3 separate regions of the Homo sapiens genome follow, and regions 1 and 2 are each linked to region 3. Evidence: chromatin contacts called from ENCODE Hi-C data. All regions are on one chromosome and are shown on one strand. Each heading gives the region's core, a stretch centred on a gene start or an enhancer-like site at or near the end of the contact. The rest is flanking DNA. Distances are from core to core; before and after follow the strand shown.

Region 1 (2,830 bases), core at 32-2,531, 6.4 Mb before region 3:
ATTAATGCATTTAGTGATGATACTGGAATTTGTGAAACGTGACAGAAAGGACAGATGAAGAAAGATGAGGAGAGACAGGTATTAATTGTCCTAACAGTACAGGCTGTAATAAAGGCCAATAATCATTTGAATTCCTGCTCCTTAATGTGAGTCTAAAGAGCGGCTTACCTCAGGTATTTGGAAAGTCTAAATACTGTATTTGCTGTAGAAAATTCATCCAACATACAATTCAATTTTTAAAATTAAACCTTTTGCCTAATCTTTAAGATATTTGATGTTATAATGCCCATTATCACACTTTATTTAAATGAGATAAACTCAGAGAGTTTAAAAAATTACGCAACTTCTCTTTTCCCTTACTATGGCTGGCCTCTTATAACCGAAAGCAATATTCTTGCCTCTCCACTTTTTAACTGAAGCTTTGATCTCATCTGTATTTATGAAGAACGTGCTCTGGGAGAGTCCCTGTCAAGACATTCATTGTAACACCCGCTCCTACTCATGCTTTCAGCGCTGCCCGTGGACGGAATCCACCCACACCTTCCAGACACGCTAGGTGTGGGCTCGGAAACGCAAGATGGAGGGCGGGAGGGGAGCCGGCGTCTCCTAAACCTGGCGCAGGGCACGGACTCGAAGTTGAAAAAGAAGTGTTTACAAGTGAGGCTTTTAAATAAATCACCGCTATGGAGGGCATTTCCTCCGAGCCCTGGGCGCCAGCCTGAGAATCCTCTGCCGGACGCCAGGGGACGAACCACGCTGACCCCGCCAGACACGCGACCCCGGGGCCGGCGCTGGCGTCTGCACTCGCGCGACCCCGCCGCTCCTCCTGGGAGCGCCGTCTAACCGCTCCCGGCGACGACTTCCCAGAGCGCCGGGGAGCCAGTGCCCACGCGGGGCAGAGCTGCGGCGCGGCCCGCGGGCCGGGCCCCTTCCCTCCAACGCCGGGCGGGGCTCGCGGCCCCCGACCCGGCCGCTTCGCCGCCGCCCCTCCCCGCGCTCACCTGCTCGCTCTCCTTCGGCCGCTGTCCGCGCCGCCGCGGGCTCGCCCCGGGATCCCACCCGGTCCCTGCCGCCTCCCGCTCCGCCAGCGCGTCCCCGTCCTCGTCGCGTTCCCCGCCGTCGCCGCCCCGCAGCAGCTCCCCGGCTGAGCACATCCCGCAGCCAACTCCTACCGCCCCGGACAGCCGCCGGAGGACCACGCCGCGACGCACCAGGCAGCGCCGCCGCCCGAAGGCTGCCCTGGGATCCGCCGCACCCGCCGCTGACAGGAGCCGCCGGAGCGCGCCCCGCCGGCCTGGGCGCCTGAAGTACCAGCCCGGCCCCTCCTGTCACTGGCTCGCCCAACCCCCGGCCGTCGGGGCGGAGCCGTACAGGGGAGGGGCCAAGACAGGGGGCGGGGCCAACGGTGTGTTGGGGGGCGGGGGTGTGTGTGTGAGATTGAGAGAGAGGCCGACAGACTGAGAGAAGAAGGGTGTTGTGTGAAAAACTATGGACATACACTGCATGAGGGAGATTGTACATGAGAGAGGCTGTGTGTATGTATGAGGGATATTGTGTGTGCGTAAGAGACCGTTAGAGAGTGTGAGAGAGACGCTGAGCGTGATTTGTGTGTGTGTGTGAGAGAGATTCTATATAAAAGAAACTGCGTATAAGAGATTGTATGCACTTTGGGAGGCCGAGGCGGGCAGATAGCTTGAGCCCAGGAGTTGGAGACCAGCCTGGGCAACCCCATCTCTACTAAAAATAGAATTAGGCGGGCGTGGTGGCGGCAGTGTGGTCCCAGCTACTCAGGAGGCTGAGGTGGGAGGATCGTCTCAGCGCGGGAAGTCGAGGCTGCAGTGAGCAGAGATCACACCACTGCACTCCAGCGTGGGCGACAGAACCAGACCCCGTTTCAGAGAGAGAGAGAGAGAGAGAGAGGAGGGGGGGGGGAAAGAGAGAGAGAGAGAGAGAGAGAGAGAGATTGAGATTGTATGTGTATGCAAGAGACTGTGAGAGAGAGATTGTATGAGGGAACAACAGAAACTGAGAGAGATCAAGTGTGAAAGAGAAATTACTTGTGTGAGAGAGCCAGTGCATATATTTAAGAGAGAGCGCATTTGTATAAGAGATTAGTGTGTGTGGGTTTGTATGTGAGAGAGAAACACACACATGCACCCAGTTACACTCTCCAGCAGAGTACCCCTGTTCTTGCCTGAGTATCTGCCCGTCCTTTTCAAGGAAGACACATTTCACTGTCCCTCTTGTTCCTTTAGCCTCCTTTCCTAGTGTCTCACTGAAGGTCTGTGTATTTGTCCCTTTCTGTTGAGTGCTTCCTAGTGTGTGTTGTTTGTTGGAGCCTTGGGTCGTTTGATGGTGTATCAAATGATGTATCTTTCTGTAACTGGGTAAGAATATGTCTTTCTCAGTGGGTGGTGAGGGGAATATATCCAATTGATAATTATTTTTTGTACTACTCCATCCATTTTATTCAAGGAAAATGGAAGGGTGTTTAAATAAAATATCACTTTTTTTTCTGTGTATGCCTTATCTGTACATTGGGAAAACGATGGGTTATTGTACAGGTAAAATACAGAAAAGTAAATATGGAAAGTAAACATGTGTACACATGGAGAAGAGTAAGAGTTATTTGGGATCTTCTATTAAAATGTTTTCAGGCCCAGAGAAGGAATTAAAATAGGCAGAATCTCATAGGCTTATTTTAAAGAAGTTTCCTGTTTTTTGTAGTCAGGAGATTCTCAGTCTTTCTCACACACCCACAATCTCTCATACACACAATCTCTCTCATACACACATGATTTCACATACATACAGTCTCTCTCACACATAT
Region 2 (2,700 bases), core at 175-2,674, 5.8 Mb after region 3:
AGTATCTCATCTAGCAGCAATAACTAAGCACATTTCTTTGTGACTGAACTGTCAAATCTGTAGATCAACAAAGTGAGATAGCCCAAGTATATTTTTTTAATGTTATATGAGCTACTAAAGTTTTAATTTAAAAAGTTGGCAGGAGCTGGAGTGGGATTGTCAGTTTCTTAGGCTAAGTGTGACCATTTCAGTTTGTACATTGGCTTCGCTTGCTGTGTGACAGCACTGCACTAGTATGCTGTTAGCATGGTGGACTTGGGGAGGGAGAGAATAGGTAGGAATGTCCTGTATATCCACAGAATGAACTCCGAATTTAAACTTTAAAGATAATAGTGCTACGTGCCAGGCCCTGCTTTGAAGTCTGAAGTTGTTAAGTACTCAGTAACATCATTGGGGATATACTATCTCCATTTTATCGAAGAGAAGCAGGGTTTCTTATTTGAAAGTACCGAGTTATGGTAGTTAGCAGAATTAACAGCTTGGCTCACAGCATTATGTAAAAATTGTTACCTTGTGGTTGGGTTGAGCAGGTCATTTTGACAGTTTGTCATGTTTTTTTTTAAAAAATTTGCACATAGCAAACATTCCCCCCACCCCCACCGCGAAGACTAACAAGACACGGTACTTCCAAGTGGTAATGTTATCCAAATGGGACGGAAAAGGTGAAATCAAAAGTTTGCTTTCGTTAGGGCAGCCCCTGAGGGGCTGATTCCTGCCTTGTTTTGGCTACACAGGATTAAGGTCGATCTGCACCACTCGTTGCAAGCTACAAATTAAACTGCTTTGTACTTTGGATAGCCAGACATCCGGGTCAGAAAAAATGTAGCTGAAATAAGGCTGCCATACAAGCCCTAAGATTAGGTTCAAACGACGCTCTAACGTGTCCCGGAAGTGCTGAGACTGGACTGACACCTTGGTCCTCACCTGACCGCATCCTCCCTCGCTTGAGGGGCCCAGAGGCGGAACCTCCAAGTCCTGGCAATTTTACTGAAAACGAGTGTCCCCTTCCCGGACCCTGTCCTCCTGGCCTGAGCTGCGAGGGCCTCGCCTGGAGGTCACAGGGCACGGCGCTACCAATGCCGGCAATCGGGTCCCGGGCGGAACCCCTCCCCGCGATGGGCAGCCCGGCTGCTATCGTCCGCCTCCCGGGCAGGTCCGCTTCGAGCCTGCTGGCGCCGTGCGCGGACCACCGAGTCAGCTCGGACGCCCCGGCCCAGGAGGTTGGTCCTGGGCCGGGACGGATGCGGATCGCGCCCTAGGGGCCCGCGGGGGGCGGGGAGGCCGCCGTGAGGAGGCGGAGCTGCGAGGCCCGCCCGTCCGCCCGGGCCGTCGCAGCCGCTGCCGCGGTCCCCTGCGCTCCTCCCCGCTGCCGCCGCACGCCCCCAGCCGGTCCCGCCTCGCCTCCTCCGCGGCGGCGGCTTCCGCCCTTCTTAGCTGCGCTGCCGGAGGAAACGGAAGAAGGAGCAAGCTATGGAGGGGAACAGGGATGAGGCTGAGAAATGTGTCGAGATCGCCCGGGAGGCCCTGAACGCCGGCAACCGCGAGAAGGCCCAGCGCTTCCTGCAGAAGGCCGAGAAGCTCTACCCACTGCCCTCGGCCCGCGGTGAGACCTCAGCGTCCCTTCTCTTCCTGCCCAATCCCCAGACCACCGCGTAGCCCGCCCCTGCCCCCACCTCGGCCCCTCCTGGAGGCCTGCGGGGCCCCCGGCCTGTCTGAGCCAGCCCCAGCCCCAGGCCCGGTGGGGAGCATCCCGACACACCCCCGCCCTGGCCCCAGCCCCGGCTCCGGGCTGGGGCTCGGGGAATGCTGCGCGAGGTTCCTCTGCACCCGCCTGCCCGCCGGCTCCGCGTTCCGCTGTCCTAAATGTCCGGGTTTCATTCTCCCTGGAGGAGACTTGTCTGGTCCCGTCTTACCACAGTGAGGCTTTATTTGTATCTGTGTTGTTTATGTGGCCCCCTCCCTCCCCATTCTCAGTCCTACATAAGGCCTAGGCCCCTATCGAAGTGAGAGGAATGGTGTACTCTAGTGGCTAATCTCAGATTCCATGTTTCTGAGATCTGTAGAAAACTGTTCCCAAAGCAAACATCGAATACCTGAGATGACATTGCTTTTCCCTGGGAGAGAGTTCCTTTAAAAGAGAAGAGCACACTTTCGGCAAGAATGGTCAAGAGTCAGTAATGATTGCTGAAGAGTATCTGATTTGATAACACCATGATTATCGACGAACCAAATCTCTGAGGAATATGGTACTGGGTTTCCTTTAGTTGAAGTCAGCTTATTTATTTTCCTACTCGATAGGCTTCGGAGTAATAATAGCCAACATTTATTGAGCACAAAGTGCCAATAGTTGTGCCCAACATTTTGCATGGATTATTTCATTTATTCCTCAGAACAATTCTGTGTAGAGGTGCAGGATTCATTTGACCAGGTTTACCCACGTGGAAACAGACTTTCTGATAATTAATGAATGAATTAGCGAATGAATGAAAGTATCTTACCCAAGGTCACACAACAATTAGTAGCAAAGTCAGAATAGTAGCTGAACTTTCAGACTCGAAAAGGCCTTTAACCGCTACACTGTTGCCTTGCCATTAGTATTTCCAGGTTAAGAAGAAAGTTATCGATAGATTCAATTAATTGTAGAAAATTATTAATGAAAATATGGGGCCACTTGTTTTGTTGTCTCTTAAATTTTTTTCT
Region 3 (2,975 bases), core at 323-2,822:
AGCTCAAAAAAAAAAAAAAAAAAAAAAATTGATGGGCCCACTACTACAGAAGCTCAAGTTTGAGCTGTGTTTAAATTAAAGCAAAAACACGTAGAAGTGCAAAGTATATAAAATAAAAAGAAATGATGATTCTCAAATCTCATTGACCTTTTCAGTCTTATTTTTGAAGTGAGACCTCACAAAACGATACTTTCAGGTGTAATACAAACACAATTTTTAGTAATGAGTGTGCTTAAAGCAATCCTCTCAGTGGTGTATGCTCCCCATCAGGCAGTTAAAAAAAAAGAAAAAAAAACCCGCATAGCTTAATGTTTATTAAATATGACAGCGAATCACTTAGTTGTGTTATAACAGTTTATTATCATGGATTTAAATGACTATGTTTACATGTTTAAAATTATCACATCACTAGTTCTTGCTAGCTTTTGCATTTTCTCCTGTAAACATTGTTTTTACAGATAAGCTTAGGTAAAATAGAAATACACCACCTTCTTTATCAATAATGTAGCACACAATATATTACTAAAGCTGGCATTTTCTTGATATTCAAGAATTTATGACAAGGAATGGGATCCTGGCATTAAGAATAAAGGGGAAAAAAACAAGTCATCTCATCCCAAAACCAGGTAGAAAGTTGGGATGGGAAGTACGTGTATTAGCAAACGTTTTTGAAACCAAAGCAACTTTCATGCAAATTAAACTTTCTATAGAAGTTAAAAACCCAAGAGATACTGCTGTGATGACAAAACATAAGCAAATGGCCCCAAATGAAGCAAGTCCTTTGGAGTAAATGTTAAGTAGTATTCACATAGAACTGCTTTCTGCAATCAGGAAGGGCTGGAATGGAAAACTCAATGCCAAAGAGAGAAGAGAAGTTAGTGTGACCCAAGAGGTCTTGAAGTAACACTTAACAGCAAATATCAAACCACCCCAACCAACGCCTCCAACTGGAAGCTGCCCCATTTCTCCATCAGCAGAGGAAGACATGAGGGACTGGCTAGGGGGAAACTGGGAAACGCGTACTACCGAGAAGCCCAGAGCCCTCAACCCGCACCTTCAGCAGGAGTGGCCAAAAAGGAGTTTGAGGCGGCCCCAGGGCGGGAGAAAAATCAGGACGATGATACCACGCCCTTGTCCTTCCCACCCTTCCCCCGCATCCTCAGCCCTGCAGACCCCCGAAGAAAAGACCAGTTCTTAGGGGGTCGCGGAGGCTGAGAAGCCGGCGGCCCGAGCGCCCTCTTTACCTGGTCGCAGAGGCGCGGCCAGGCAGGGAGGGTGCGTGAGCGTGTCGGCGACCTGGGCCGCCTGCGCCTTCCCGCCCAGTCCGAGCTGGAATTCCAAGGCTGCCTCTGGGAGCTGCTGCCCGCAGACCACTCGCCTCCACAGACGCCAGGAGAAAAACGACAGCCACCTTATGTGGAAAATACTCGCGCCGGCCGTCATTCATAATCCGGCGGACCGGAAAAAGGGAAGTAACGTCACTTCCTACTGTCGCACTGCCAAACGTTTCCCCCGCCCCTACTGTGGGAACCTTTGTTTTCCTGCTTTCGGAGCCGGCCAGTGCGGGAACCGTTTCCGAAGGGACCACCGGGAACAGACGGATCGGCAGGGCGGGGCGGAACGGTGAGTTATGCTGAGCGACTCTGCTCCTGGCCTCCTGGAGGCTCGAGACCCCCGCGCCAGGAGCGAGGTGGGAGAGTAGCTACGTGGGGTATTAGTTTCCTCGCTCCTCAAGGGGAATCATAATTTACGGGCGGTTGCGTGCCCTAGACTGACTGCTCTCCCCTTTCAGTGAGGACTGTGCTTCCTCCGAGGGAGTTGCGGGCCGGGACATGCGGACCGAGCATATTTCTAGGTCTAGGGACAAGGGACTTGGAATCCTGCCTCGGACTTTGTCGGAGGGTTTTAGTGACTTCTCTACGTAGCTCCCTCATTGTCTCTCATCTTTTGGCTCCCCTGTCAAGGACCATCCCCCATTCTAGGACTTCGATGTGTGATGCTTTGATCAAAGGATTGACATTCCTTTTCTAAGTGTTTGCTGTCAGCTTTCAGCCACTTGATTGGTTTGGAATCGGAGCCTTTTCTCCTGCGATTCCAGGTGTCCCTAAGGTATCAGTGTTATCCAGAACCAAGAACTCAGTGGAGGAATGAAAAAGGCAGCATCTTTAAAATAATGTTTATTGGAAGGGGTTGCAAGAGCTTGCGAAGTCATGAAGAACAAAGTTTTTTAGAGCCATTATGAAATGGCAACGATAATACTGCACTCTATGTGAACAGTTTCTGTTTCCTTCATCTGGGGCACGTGCATATGATCAACTTTGGACTTCTTTTGAGATTGCCAGGTAGGGTGAAAAATGGATCTAGGAGAAAGCACATACTTATATTTATATATGAATGCCCAATTTAGACTGGAGAGATCACAGAAGCCTTATAAGGTGACATTTACGCAAAAAACCTAGTTCGTTCATTCGATAAATATTTTTGAGCCCTTATTAAGTTTCAAGCACTAGGGAAATAACAGTGAACAAAACAAGTTCCTGCTGTCATCAAGTTTACAGACCAGTGGGATTAATGAATTAAGCAAGACAGGCGAAAGATTGTGAGAATTTTACAGATAGGAACATTGTACTACAAGTCCCCAGTCGTGAAAGAGGTGATTGCTTTGCTTTTGCTTTTTTGATGTTTGGAGTTTTTTTTGTGGGGGCAGGGGTGAGTTACTTTTGTGATTTTTGCTGAAGGGACCTTGGAAATGGCTACAATTGTGTAGAAGGAGAGATAAGACCACTATACTTTGATCACTTAATTCCAGTAATTCTATAGCCATTATTTTGTTGTACTTTGCAAAGTGGCAAAGAGATAGGCAAAAAGATAAATATAGACTCTGCCCTTAAAGTACTCAGAGTTTTGTAGGGGACATAACACTTGTGCCAAAAAAAAAAAAAAATGCTTCAAGGGAGAAAGTTGCAATACCATGA

What was found. Hi-C counts contacts between places; a loop is a spot of excess contacts on that map. Pooled maps may share reads with other maps.
Region 1: a loop to region 3 is called in a pooled map, with 22 times the contacts of the local background. The contact joins the promoter of FAM241A here to the promoter of INTS12 in region 3. A Hi-C loop is called at or near these places in 5 of 50 pooled maps.
Region 2: a loop to region 3 is called in a map of naive thymus-derived CD4-positive, alpha-beta T cell, with 10 times the contacts of the local background. The contact joins the promoter of DNAJB14 here to the promoter of INTS12 in region 3. A Hi-C loop is called at or near these places in 1 of 168 maps with a recorded cell type or tissue (naive thymus-derived CD4-positive, alpha-beta T cell), 1 of 37 single-sample maps with no recorded cell type and 9 of 50 pooled maps.

Annotation. Positions count from the first base shown.
Region 1 is chr4:112,143,905-112,146,734 of GRCh38, reverse strand. FAM241A (family with sequence similarity 241 member A) reads right to left here and starts at 1,281. Exons shown (of 2, transcript NM_152400.3): 1 at 1,002-1,281. The coding sequence starts at 1,154. RefSeq lists an enhancer at 371-510 and a silencer at 851-1,500.
Region 2 is chr4:99,945,342-99,948,041 of GRCh38, reverse strand. It overlaps DNAJB14 (DnaJ heat shock protein family (Hsp40) member B14), which reads left to right and starts at 1,424. Exons shown (of 8, transcript NM_001031723.4): 1 at 1,424-1,603. The coding sequence starts at 1,471. RefSeq lists a silencer at 1,161-1,820 and an enhancer at 1,991-2,040.
Region 3 is chr4:105,707,286-105,710,260 of GRCh38, reverse strand. INTS12 (integrator complex subunit 12) reads left to right here and starts at 1,572. Exons shown (of 8, transcript NM_020395.4): 1 at 1,572-1,623. It overlaps GSTCD (glutathione S-transferase C-terminal domain containing), which reads right to left and starts at 1,477. Exons shown (of 12, transcript NM_001370181.1): 1 at 1,245-1,477. LOC124900747 (a long non-coding RNA gene) reads right to left here. Exons shown (of 2, transcript XR_007058214.1): 2 at 2,165-2,360. RefSeq lists an enhancer at 1,248-1,497.